2 separate regions of the Homo sapiens genome follow, and region 2 is linked to region 1. The links are chromatin contacts, found by Hi-C or POLR2A ChIA-PET in ENCODE. All regions are on one chromosome and are shown on one strand. Each heading gives the region's core, a stretch centred on a gene start or an enhancer-like site at or near the end of the contact. The rest is flanking DNA. Distances are from core to core; before and after follow the strand shown. Region 1 overlaps DOCK9 (dedicator of cytokinesis 9). Region 2 has its middle 22 kb from the start of UBAC2-AS1.

The links. Hi-C counts contacts between places; a loop is a spot of excess contacts on that map. ChIA-PET counts read pairs that join two places held with the same protein, here RNA polymerase II (POLR2A). Pooled maps may share reads with other maps.
Region 2: a loop to region 1 is called in a map with no recorded cell type, with 2.4 times the contacts of the local background. The contact joins two enhancer-like sites. A Hi-C loop is called at or near these places in 3 of 37 single-sample maps with no recorded cell type and 7 of 50 pooled maps. POLR2A ChIA-PET finds 5 or more read pairs at or near these places in 1 of 52 experiments (T-cell).

The regions. Positions count from the first base shown.
Region 1 is chr13:98,852,922-98,858,836 of GRCh38, forward strand. It overlaps DOCK9 (dedicator of cytokinesis 9), which reads right to left. Exons shown (of 53, transcript NM_001366683.2): 34 at 2,977-3,110; 35 at 487-601. Among named protein-coding and RNA genes, the nearest start is that of DOCK9-AS1, 24 kb to the left of the region's middle. RefSeq lists an enhancer at 888-1,197. Within about 2 kb of position 4,235, at least 6 of the 41 ENCODE cell types and tissues checked have a DNase peak (open chromatin) inside an H3K27ac peak, as active enhancers do.
Region 2 is chr13:99,175,156-99,182,039 of GRCh38, forward strand. No RefSeq gene overlaps it. Among named protein-coding and RNA genes, the nearest start is that of UBAC2-AS1, 22 kb to the right of the region's middle. RefSeq lists enhancers at 1,831-1,920, 6,298-6,810. Within about 2 kb of position 3,719, at least 3 of the 41 ENCODE cell types and tissues checked have a DNase peak (open chromatin) inside an H3K27ac peak, as active enhancers do.

The DNA.
Region 1 (5,915 bases), core at 2,985-5,484:
TAACATATCTCCCACTTTGAGCCAGGAATATACACACTCTAAATGGAAGGAATGCTTAGGTCCCCCCACAACATATATTCTAATTCCAGAGACTAACACAGTTATTTAAGTTGACAGTAAGTTTGTCTGGACGAATAAAAATTTTTTTTAAAGCCAAAAGCTATTTTATTTATGTGCTTCTATCTCCTTTAGTTAAGATGGCAGGTCCCAGTTTAATATAAATTTAAGAAATAGGCCCATTCACATTTTGGAACTCATTTTCTAGAATAAAATAATTAAGGAAATGATTTTCCCACAATAAGGTTCTTATTTCTAAGAACCTTAGTCAATGAATTGCATTTTAACAATTACATTTAGTCAATGAATATGCATTTTAAACAAGAAAATCCTTTGAAATCTTTGTATCATTTCAACTTATTACAAGTTAAAACCAAACAAACCAAGTGCTGAAACGAGCAAAACAGAAATCTCCATTTTTTAACCTACCATCAGACATGCTCTTTAAGATGTAGAGGAAACACATCAGTAGGCTCTTAATCTCAGACTGGTCAAGTTTATCACAGCGAACCACGGAATTTCCCAATGTGCTACTTTGTTGGTGCTAAAAAGAAAATACAGGTGATTTTTCTATTTAATTACGGGAGGAAAACGTGTTTCCCTTTTCTCCCTTGGAAGAGAAAGACTCTTAGAATCAAGTCAGATCATACACATTGGAAGGTGCAAGTAACTTGCTGACAATTAAACCACAGGCACCCTTTCGCCCAAATATAACACACTCAGATGCTGCCCATGGAAGCCCTAGCTTGTCTCCTCAGCACGCTCTCCTGAGGGACAAGCAGAAGGCACAGACCTTTCTCACTGGATAAACACAGCTTTAGCTATGCCAAGTAAAACCTTCTGAGATGCCAAGTATATTGAAACCTCATGCAAGAAAGTATGTGTGCTAGGATCAAGAACAGAAACCATGACTCAGAAGACACTGCACAACCAACCACCTCCTGAGGACAACAGCCGTGGCTGAAACAGCAAGTGCCTGTGGTGCTGCTGTGACCAAAGCACCCCAGAACCTGGAGCCCAGGCGCCATCACCCAGGGTGCATTATGGGGCGTGCTGTGGGCACTGCTCAGGGAACACAATAGGCAGGTGCCCAACCGGGACAAACAGGGACACGTCAGCACAGCATGGCCAGAGGTCCTAAACTGATGAGGTCACTCCCTCATCAGCTTAGCTCAACACTGCAAACGTCAGAAAGCTTGGGGCAAACAAGAGGGCAATTTTGCCACTAGGCAGCAGGTTCTTGTGGAAAAAAAGCAGAACAAGAATCTCATCATGTGATTGCAAACACAGGAGATTTAAAAACTCTCCCAGTTGAATTTCCAATTGAAATAAAAAAAATTTTTTTACCAAATATCAAAGCAAAAACAATAGTGGAAAAAAGATGTTTTATTCAAGGTGCTGGTGGCCAATTGAAAAAAAAATTATGCGTGTGTGTGTGTGTGTATATATATACATATATATATCAGGCTTAATAAAATATGTGAATATTTTCATTTACAAAAAAATACAGGGGAAATTAGTGGCAAAACTGGTATGGATGCACCCTCTGGCCTGCCCACTTGATCAGAGCCACTGGAGAACTTAGTACTTCCGGCAGTGGGAGGGAAGGTGTTGCATTCAATGTCTCCTCTGGCAAAGGTGGAATCATTAGAAGGGAAAAATCCACAGTGACCCGGTTTTTCCTGGCTGACTGGCAGCTCTCCTCCTCCTCTTCAGCACTGCGTATGACACAAGCAGAGTGCCTTCGGAGCAGCTTCTCCCTCTATACATGAAGGCATGTTGGGGTCAAGGGAAAAGTTCAATACGTCATGACACACCCAAACTGAGCTGCTCGCACCTCAACAGAACTGCATTTAATGGTAACCATGTCAATGCCAGCCATGGGATGCGTGACAAGATTATAAACCTGATGCTGAGGAAGGATGTCTTCCGGGTGTTTTTGGAGAACTAGGGATAAATCCCTAAATGGCTCAGCTGTTTATTGGGATGGGCACTTGCCTGTAACTTGAAGTAACTTAGAAAATCTGTGCCCAAAGTGATACCAATCTACCATGGCTCCAGGTTTAAACCCACACTTTATCCTTTCCTACAAAGTTCCAAATGGTCTGAGCACTTAGTAGTTTCAAGAAAAAAGGCTAAGTATGAGGAGGAAGTGTTGTGTTGTGGGTGCGTGCTGTGTGAATAAAGTGATTTCTTACCCCTGAATCACCTATATGATCAATTATTCTCTGGAGCTGGCTTCAGACCTAACACCCTTGTGGGTGGAGAGCTGTGTTGATGATGGTGTCTCTGGTATAAAGACTACAGGGAATTGGCCAGGTGTAGTGGCTCACGCCTGTAATCCCAGCACTTTGGGAGGCCGAGGCGGGCGGATGACGAGGTCAGGAGTTTGAGCCCAGCCTGGCCAATATGGTGAAACCCCATCTCTACTAAAAATACAAAAATTAGCCGGGCGTGGTGGCTTGTGCCTGTGGTCCCAGCTGCTGGGGAGGCTGAGGCAGAGGAGTCGTTTGAACCCAGGAGGCGGAGGTTGCAGTGAATTGAGATCGTGCCGCTGTACTCCAGCCTGGGCGACAGAGCGAGACTCTGTCTCAAAAAATAAATAAATAAATAAAAAGACTACAGGAAATTGAGATGGGCAGCATTTTGAGTCCCTCCCCGTTCAACCCACCAGAGCCATTCACTCAAGACGCTCCACTGCAAACCCTGCCCAGGATCTGAGGTACTGGAAACAGGAATCAGAGCACTTCAAGGAATGGGCCCCAACCTTAAAGCTCTCATCACCTACTCCAGGTCAGCCGGGTGGTTTAGAAAAAAACAAAAGGTCACACTTAAAAGGCACTAGAACATGAAGTACGTTTACTTTGGGCTAAATCCATTGATTATAAGAAACATTTGTGTTGGGTGAAAAGCAATTACCTTATCCAGGGAATTGCTCTTCTCACTATTCCTTTCTGGAAGGCTGTTACCCGAATCTGTGCTTATGAGAGATCCTCTCGAATCAGCATTTCTCACACTGTTGATGTTTGGAGTTGAGGTTGTATATGGAGAAGCTAAATGGAAATCAAGCCAACAATAAAGTTTTATTAAGACAGAACAAAATAAAGATGAGTACTGAACTTTAAGGGAAATTGCTTTTATTGCACTTATTTTTTCTGTTAGGAAGTTGGCTCAAGAGTTGCATTCCATTACTTCACCTTTAAAGAACCAGGTCATATACAATGAGATAAAAAGAAACTAGTCTGAAACATTCAGATGTAAACATCAATTCACTTGTTAGAAACCACCTTTGATCGCTAAAGACTAAATGCATACCTGTTTCAGAATGTGATAGAATGAAGACTTAAAAAAATTAAAAGATAAATCCACCTACAACTATCAAATCACAAAATTAAACCACACAACAAACTTGTAGCATTCAAACTGGTAATAAACACTGAGGAGCCTACCCAACTCTGAGGGGTGTCATGGGGTATTTTAAATTTTCGAGGAGAACACAGTGATATGTGACCTCAGCCAGAAGCTGCTGTTTCAGCAGCAGGTTGTGCTATGCTCCTTTTGAAGACATATTTGTGAAGCTGGGTATTTGGGGGCCTGCTATGATAAAAGGCAAGTAATCAATGAGGGACAGGAAATGCGAATGGTGCTGGCCAATCTGACCCAAAGGCTGAGAAGCTGTCAGTGTCCAACAGGTACACACCACCCATTTGTAGTGAGTTGTGGTTATTAAAAATAAAATTAATTGTTTCCTTTAAATTTATGTGTATTATTTCTTTTAAGTGCCTACTAAATTGTTAGGATGTAAGTACTTATTAAGTTATTTGGTCCTAAGTACCTAATAAAGAGAACTGCTGGGTGTGTCTTTCAGCCTAGGGATGCCACGAAATAAAGTGACACTAAGGGTGCTGTGAACGGGGAATATCTGGGAATCTGCTATAAACAACTATGAGCAGAAAGGAAATCTAATGTGGAAATAAAATTTGTGATGTCCATGAAAAAAACAGTATTTGAAGGCAGAAATCACTCCCTATCTTGGTACTATGGAATTTTTTAAGGTAATAGATTGACTTCCTGCTTAGATAAGATTTAAATAAATCACATAATTTAAAACGACTCTTTGGACTTGTACATTCCGTGCTGAACCAAAAGGCGTGCCTCCAGCGGAAAGGCCTGGCTGGTTTGGCAGATGGCATCAGGAGATTTGGACTCTGTGTCTGGCAGCTGTGAGCACACATTCTCCCAGACGCAAGCTGAAGATGCCATTACTTGGCACTTCACAACAGGCTGGTTGTTTTCAGATCTCAGTAGGCAAATGAGCTGCCATGGACTGGGATACTTCTAAGTTAAAAAATAAATAAACAACAAAATAAATATAGCCAGCCTCTAGGTTACACCAAAAGTATATTTGAAAGTGACTCCTCTGCCTCAGCCTCCCAAGTAGCTGTGATTACAGGCGACTGCCACCAACCCTGGCTAATTTTTTTGTATTTCTAGTAGAGACGGGTTTTCACCATGTTGGCCAGGCTGGTGTCGAACTCCTGACCTCAGGTGATCTGCCCACCTCGGCCTCCCAAAGTGCTGGGATTACAGGCATGAGCCACCGTGCCTGGTCAGTCTTTAACTCTTTAACCTTAGAAGGAAGACCTGTGACATCAAGGTCATAAATCCTTCCCTCTGTTGAACACTCAGATTTATTCACTGCTATCCCTGAAACTGATTCAGTGTATTAAAGATCAAGAAAAGAAGAGCCAGGAGAATTTGAAAAAAGAAGCAAAGGCTTGAACATGGTTTCATTAAGCCTTATTGTCAGCCAGTGGCTGCGTCTCCCCAGGAGAGAAACCATGTGAATGATTGTCGCAAGGGACAGGTAAAAACCCTGTGAAAAAACTATGGCCTTTTTCTGTACTCAGATAAGAAACACATGCTATGACCAAATTATAATTTTTCTAATATAATCATATTTCATATTTAATGTAGAACAGCATTTGAAGAACACAGAAGTCATGAAAAAGAACACAGAACTCAAGAGAAAGAGGTCCTCAGTAAAGTAAAATTAGGCCCTAAGTTCTCAGAGTCTCAAGCTTGATTCCAGAACTAGAGTCCTAATTTAAGACAAACAGATGGAAATGCAATATATCAAAATCAATATGCTTAGTTTGTTCCTATTTTTATGTCTTTGTGTATGTGTTTGTATTTAATATCCTGGCCCAGTGCATAGCTTTTAAAGTCCTTAAACGACACTTGAGTAAAATGAAAAGAAGATAAATTCGTCCCTCTTCCCTTGGTACCACTGAGTAGGTGGAAAAAGAAACCCTGAGCCTCAGGACGCTTGCCTTTTAAAATGAATGTAATCTCAGAGTAGTTTTTATCCAGGCAGTGAATCACTTTTAAAACTCTCAGGCACCATGATCCAAAGACATTTAAAAAACTGTGACGGCACATTCTCAGTATGTGTGGAAACAGGATTCTTCTAACAGAGATGTAAGGAGAGTTTGCTCTTGAAGGAGAAGCACCAGGACTAAAATTAGCTAGAAACTCCCTGATGAACAAAGAATTGTTAAAGCTGCCAGAAAAAAACTAGTAAACCCAGTTCAAAGATGAGGCTTCCCTGGAAGGTACTCCTAAAAGAGAACAGGGATTTAAATCTTCAAGAAAGGAGGCAATATAGATAACCTGAGTATAATAAGCCTGTCGAGGTGAATTCCTATGAAAAGTGGATTTGGATCTTAAAATTCAAGAGTGAAAAAGGATTAAGTCAGTTTCAAGTACTTTTCACAGCTGCAATGTCAGTGCGGAGCAATTGGAGGCTATGATGCTAAAGATCCCCAGTGGCCTATCTCCAAGTTCTAAAGAAGTCC
Region 2 (6,884 bases), core at 2,469-4,968, 320 kb after region 1:
GCATTTATTGACTGTGTGATTCCCAGGTCAGGTTTTATGTTCCTCCTGATATGAGGCAGTGAGAAGTACAAACCATCACCTACAAAGTATATTTGATCTGAATCCAAACATGAAGCAACTATTATACGAATTCAGCATGGAGCGGGGGACAATCTAGTAAACTCACCTGAACCCCAAAAGTTCCATGTGACCAAAAAAACCCAAGAAGGTAGTAGTAAGGGGGTACTATTCTAGATTAAAAGAGGCTAAAGAAAAATAATTAATGAGTAATTAATACCTGGGTGACAAAAGAATCTGTACAACAAAATCCCATGACACAAGTTTACCTATACAATAAACCTACAGGCTGGGTGCAGTGGCTCACGCCTGTAATCCCAGCACTTTGGGAGCCCAAGGCAGATGGATAACGAGGTCAGGAGATCGAGACCATCCTGGCTAACATGGTGAAATCATGTCTCTATTAAAAATACGAAAAATTAGCTGGGCATGGTGGCACGTGCCTGTAAGTCCCAGCTACTCAGGAGGCTGAGGCAGGAGAATCACTTGAACCTGGGAGGTGGAGGTTGCAGTGAGCTGAGATCACACCACTGCACTGCAGCCTGGGCGACAGAGCCCGAATCTCTCTCAAAAAAAATTAAAACATAAAAAATAAAAAATAAACCTACACATGTAACCCTGAGAGACTGGAGGATCACCTGAGGGCAGGAGTTCAAGACCAGCTTCGCCAACATGGTGAAACCCTGTCTCTACTAATAATACAAAAACTAGCTGGGTGTGGTGGGTGCCTGTAGTCCCAGCTACTCAGGAGGCTGAGGCAGGAGCATCACTTGAATCCGGGAGGCAGAGGTTGCGGTGAGCCGAGATCACGCCATTGCACTCCAGCCTGGGTGACAAGAGTGAAACTCCATCTAAAAAAAAAAGAAAAGAAAAGAGAAGTTAAAATTTAAAAGGAAACATAACAATTAAACGCAATATGTGTACCTCAGATGGATCCTGCATCAAAAAACAAAAGCCATCAGTATCACCCAGGATACCCAGATTCACCTGCCAGAATCCCAGAGGCATCCACGGTGCCTGCATGGTGTGGAAAAGGCTCTTCTCAATGGATGCCTCCCCCATTCAGAATCCCACGCAGACCCCTCCGATCAAGGGAGAAACCTGGAGGGTAGTTGACTCCACAAAGTACTTTACATAGCTGGGCTATAGAAAGAAATCCGGAAGTCTCTTTACCATTCCAAGGATCTCCACAGCCACAGAAGCTTAAGAAGATTCTTAAATCTCCCAGGGTTGCTTCTGCGGGAATTGACGGACCATGGTAAGGAACACCTGGTAATCCTGCCACAAGCCTCTGAAGCCCGCAGGGGTGCTCCTGGCAGGTGAGAGTCTGGGGTGCCTCGCTGGGTGTGCAGCAAAACTCAGCACTGCTGCCACTTGTTGGAACACAGCCAGCGTGGAGCTAGGGCAAGAGAAAGGGGCATGCTTGTGGAACAGCAAACAGCGAATGCGAAGTTACCTCTCATGAGTGGAGACAGCTGGGTATCCCACCTGTGTAGAAACTGGATGTGAGACCATGCAAGGCTAGATGGTCCACTAGGGGGAGGTAGAGTCCCGCGGTGAAGGGCACGAGATCCCGGACGGAGAGCCCGGTTCTACCTCGGCTTCTGCACTTGGCAGGTGGGTGACCGGAGGCTGGACACAACCCCTCTGAGCTTCAGGTTTCTCATCGTAAAATGGAGGTGATAACAGGCTCTACAACACAGGTGTGCTGCGGATCACACACGTGCCTGGCATGCTGAACACACTCCATATTAGCTGTTATATTATCATCTGCTGGAATCAATTCTTTATTCCCGGGACCACCAGAGGGGCAGACCGTCCCTGTTCATATACACCTGTAGTGGGTGTGCAGCAGGGCCGACGAAGACAGTTGCACATCAGAACTCACTAAGCAAAGCCTGGAAAATGCTGCTCACCCAAGGTGGGAGGATGAAGGCATGTGACACATCAGGCTCAGGGCGCCCACCCATGTCCTCCAGCTCTAACCTCTGTCTAGTTTCTTTTCTTTCCTTTCCTTTTCCCTTTCCCTTTCCCCCTTCCCTTTTCTTTCTTTCTTTTTTTTTTTTTTTTTTTTTTTTGAGACTCTCGCTCTTTCACCCAGGCCGGACTGCAGTGGCGCGATCTCGGCTCACTGCAAGCTCTGCCTCCCGGGTTCACGCCATTCTCCTGCCTCAGGCCCCAGAGTAGCTGGGACTACAGGCGCCCGCCACCGCGCCCGGCTAGTTTTTTGTATTTTTAGTAGAGACGGGGTTTCACCGTGTTAACCAGGATGGTCTCGATCTCCTGACCTCGTGATCCGCCCGCCTCGGCCTCCCAAAGTGCTGGGATTACAGGCGTGAGCCACCGCGCCCGGCCTTTTCTTGCCTTTCTTTCCTTTTCTTTTCTCTTCTCTTCTTTTTTCTTTTTCTTTCTTTCTTTCTTTCTTTCTTTTTCTTTCTTTCTTTCTTTTCTTTTTCTCTTACTTCTTTCTTTCTTTCCTTCTTTCTTTTTTTTTTTTTTTTTTGAGATGGAGTCTCACTCTGTCACCCAGGCTGGAGTGCAGTGGCGCAATCTTGGCTCACTGCAATCTCTGCCTCCCAAGTTCAAGTGATTCTCCTGCCTCAGCCTCCTGAGTAGCTGGAACTACAGGCACGCACCACCATGCCCGACTAATTTTTTGTATTTTTAGTAGAGACAGGGTTTCACCATGTTGGCCAGGCTTGTCTCCGGACCTCAAGTGATCCACCTGCCTTGGCCTCCCGAAGTGCTGGGATTACAGGCATGAGCAACTGCAGCCAGCCTAGTTCCTTTCTAAAAATATGTGACTGTGGGCAAATCCACATCAGGTAAAACGTCCCGCCTTAGCCATTTCTCAGTGTGCAGTCACACGCATTCAATGCATTCACACTGTTGTGCAGCCACCACCACCACCATCCGCGGAACATTTTCCATCCTGCAGAACTGAAGCTCTGGACCCACCGAACAACAACTGCCCATTCCCTCCTCCTTCAGGCCTGGCAACCACCACTCTCCTTCCCCTCTCCAGGCATCTGCCTATTCTGGGCACCTCATATAAGTGGAATCACTCGGTATTTGTCCTTCTGAGACTGGCGTATTTCCCTTAGCAGATGATCTTCCAGGTTCTTCCATGTTAGAGCACAGGTCAGGATTTCCTTCCTTTTCAAGGCCAATATTCCATTGTATGTTTCTGCTGCATTTTGCTTATTTATTCATCTGTTGATAGACACTTGTAATCGTTGGTCAGTTCCTTTTGAACCAGGAGACCCATTAAGGATTTTCTGATATTTCTCCAATATGGCAAGGGCCTAGGAGAATACGAAATGATTTGCAGAAGGCAAAGGAAAGAAATTCAGCCAATATACAGACTCATGTGCCTGCACAGTCCCTAAATGTCACTCATACAGTGAGGGATGGCTTTGTGCGTTCCCCATGACAGTTACTAAGTTATTGCCTCTCACTCCAAACCCAGGCTTCTCTGCTTGGCTTTGTGATGTTGGGCTGAGACTCTGCAAACCACAAGTTGGGTTCTACCATTTTGGGGTGCTACAGGAAGCTGAGGAAGAAGGAGGGGCTCGTGACCTCCTTGCTGCTTGGGGCCCCTTTGAGCAATACCCCAGGGACACTCCACCCAGCAAATGCAGCTGCTTTCTGCAGCAGCAGCTGAATCCAGATGCCAGTGCTTGCAACACCAGCAGAGCCAGTTTCACCACTCCCAGCCCGCCACCAGCTGGCCAGCGCGTCCTTCTCAGAGGTCTGGTCCCAGTCCCCTGGGACCACTCCTCTAAGTTTCAAGGTTTTGTTTTTGTTTTTGTTTGAGACAGAGTCTCACTTTTTTTGCCCATGCTGGAGTGCAGTGGCATGATCTTGGCTCACTGCAACCTCCACCTCCCAGATTCAAGCGATTCTCCTGCCTCAGCCTCCCAGGTAGCTGGGATTAGAGGCATGCACCGCCACATCCTGCTAATTTTTGTATTTTTAGTAGAGATTAGGTATCACCATGTTGGCCAGGCTGGTCTCGAACTCCTGACCTCAAGTGATCCATCATCCCCCACCTCGGCCTCCCAGAGTGCTGGGATTACAGGCTGAGCCACCACACTTGGCCAAGTTTCAAGGTTTTAATCATTGGACCTGCTTCCCTCCGTTTGCCCAGCCTGAGAGGTGGTAGCTGCTTCCTCTGTGATATCTCAGACTTATTCCTTACACCTTCAGTTACCTGGTGAATATTATATGTAGTTAACAAGTCTTTGTATTTAGTTCTCTCTTTTCATATTACTGGTGTTTCTGCTGGTCCCCTGATGGAACCCTAACTGATGTAATCCTGCTATGGTCTGAATGTGTACCCCCGTATTCATGGGCTGGAAACTTAATCCCCAATGCAACAGTGTCGGGAGGTGGGGCATTTTGGGAAGTGTTTAGGTCACGTGGGCTCCACCCCCATGAATGGATTGATGCCTCTATGCAAAGGGCTTGTGGGAAGGGGTTCACTCTCTCCCACTCTTCTGCCAAGTGAGGACACAGCAAGAAAGCCCTCACCAGAAGCCAGTGCCTCTGTCTTGGGCCTCCCAGCCTCCCTAACAATGAGAAATGCATTTCTGATCTTTATAAATTACCCAGTCTCAGGTATCCTGTTTTATAGCAGCACAAAATGGGCTAAGACAGCCACCTAGCCACTATCTCAAACCTCTAATGCCCTTGCCAGGTCCTGGGTTTAGCCCCAGACCCCTCATTCTAGGAAGAATGAGCTGGTCTTTCGTTTCATCCAGAAAATTGAAGCTGTTATAGGTGACCTCAAACATCGTCCTACCCCCACCACAATCTACAAACATTTCTGCAGCCAATTTCCTTTTGGTCAGCCTCAGAGGATAAAACATTTTTTTCCTCTTCAATTCCAAAACTTCCACAGGTCCTTTTGACTCCACCCCATTCCCATGTCCTGTGGAGCCCAGCTCTGAGCTCTCTGAGCTCATATCCTATCCCAATTTTTTTTAGAGACAGGGTCTTGCTCAGTCACCCAGTCACCCAGGCTGGAGTGCAGTGGTGTGATCATGGCTCACTGCATTCTCCACCACCTGGGCTCAAGTGATCCTCCCACCTCAGCCTCCAGAGTAGCTGGGACCACAGGCACACACCACCATGCCCAGCTGATTTTTTTATTTTTTGTAGAAATGGGGGTTTCACCATGTTGCCCAGGCTTGTCTCAAACTCCTGGGCTCAAAGAGTCCACCCACCTTGGCCTCCCAAAGTGCTGGGATTACAGGCGTGAGCCACTGGGGCCAGCCCTCTCCCAATTCTTAACACGCTTCTCTCCGTCATTTCCAGGAGAAGTGACTAAGGGCAGGTCAAACCATTGGTGGATACTTCTCCCGCTCTGTCCTGCTAACTGTGTTCACACTTGTCCCATGCACATCCACCCATGAAAGCTCTGCAATCCTAGCATCTGGCTTCATGCCCCGCAGGAGGGAGGCAGGGAATTCCTATTCAGTGTGTGTCTGTTGAATGCCGAAGACATGCAGAGGAGTTACTCATGTGAACCTGGAACATCTGAGACAGGCCTCAGTTAATTTAGAAAGTTTATCTTGCCAAGGTTGAGGACACACCCATGACGCAGCCTCAGGAAGTCCTGAGGACATGTACCCAAGGTGGTCGGAGGACAGCTTAGTTTTATACATTTAGGGAGACATGAGACATCAATCAATATATGTAAGAAGTACATTGGTTTGGTCTGGAAAGGCGGGGCAACTTAAAGCAAAGGCAGGAAGACTCAGGTAACAGACAGGTGAGACACAAAGGGTTACATTCTTTAGAGTTTCTGATGAGCCTTTCCAAAGGAGGCAAATCAGATATGCATCTATCTCAGTGAGCAGAGGAGTGGCTTTGAATAGAATGGGAGGCAGGTTTGCCCTAAGCAGTTTCCAGCTTGAGTTTTCCTTAGTGATTTTAGGGGCCCAAGAGATTTTCCTTTCACATTTCTGACCTTTTTTTTTTTTTTTTTGAGATGGAGTCTTGTTCCATCGCCCAGGCTGGACTGAAGTGGCGTGATCTCAGCTCACTGCAACCTCCGCCTCTTGGGTTCAAGCAATTCTCTTGTCTCAGCCTCCCGAGTAGCTGGGACTACAGGTGCCCACCACCATGCCTGGCTAATTTTTGTATTTTTCATAGAGACGGGGTTTCACCATGTTGGTCAGGTTGGTCTTAAACTCCTGACCTCAGGTAATCCACCCACCTCGGCCTCCCAAAGTGCTGGGATTACAGGTGTGAGCCACTGTGCCTGCCCCCCACCACTTTTCTTTTGTAAAATCTGTCGGAGAAAGCATTTTGCAAAAAAATGAGTCTCTGGTCTCAGGCTTCATCTGATTTCTCATAGCTATGATGGTTTATTCCTAGATGGGTAAGTCCCAAAAGCTCATTTTTAGTAGGTTGTGAAGTCTCACATTCTGTGAAGAGAAAATAGCAGGGAGGAAGGGAGAAAAAACAACAACAAACAAAAGAACAATCCTAGAAAAATCGATATAAGCCACATTACTCTGAAGTCCATACATTAGTAGGCAGGTATGAAAGTGGCTTATGTACGTAAATAGGTTGCTGTTATTTTCTTCTGAAGTTCAAGTTGTCTGGCTTCAGTTTGCAGGGTTTTAAGAAAACACAGCTTAGTTTTCAGTGACTCTAAATTAGGAAAAATGGAAAAAAAGAAGGAAAAGAAATTGAAAACATTATTTTATGGACTTGTAGCCAAGAAAAATTAGAATTCAGTCTAAACTGTAGAAAATAATACAAATTGAAAAAAACATTAGGCAGACTAGAATCTAACAACAGGTCTACTGTAGTTT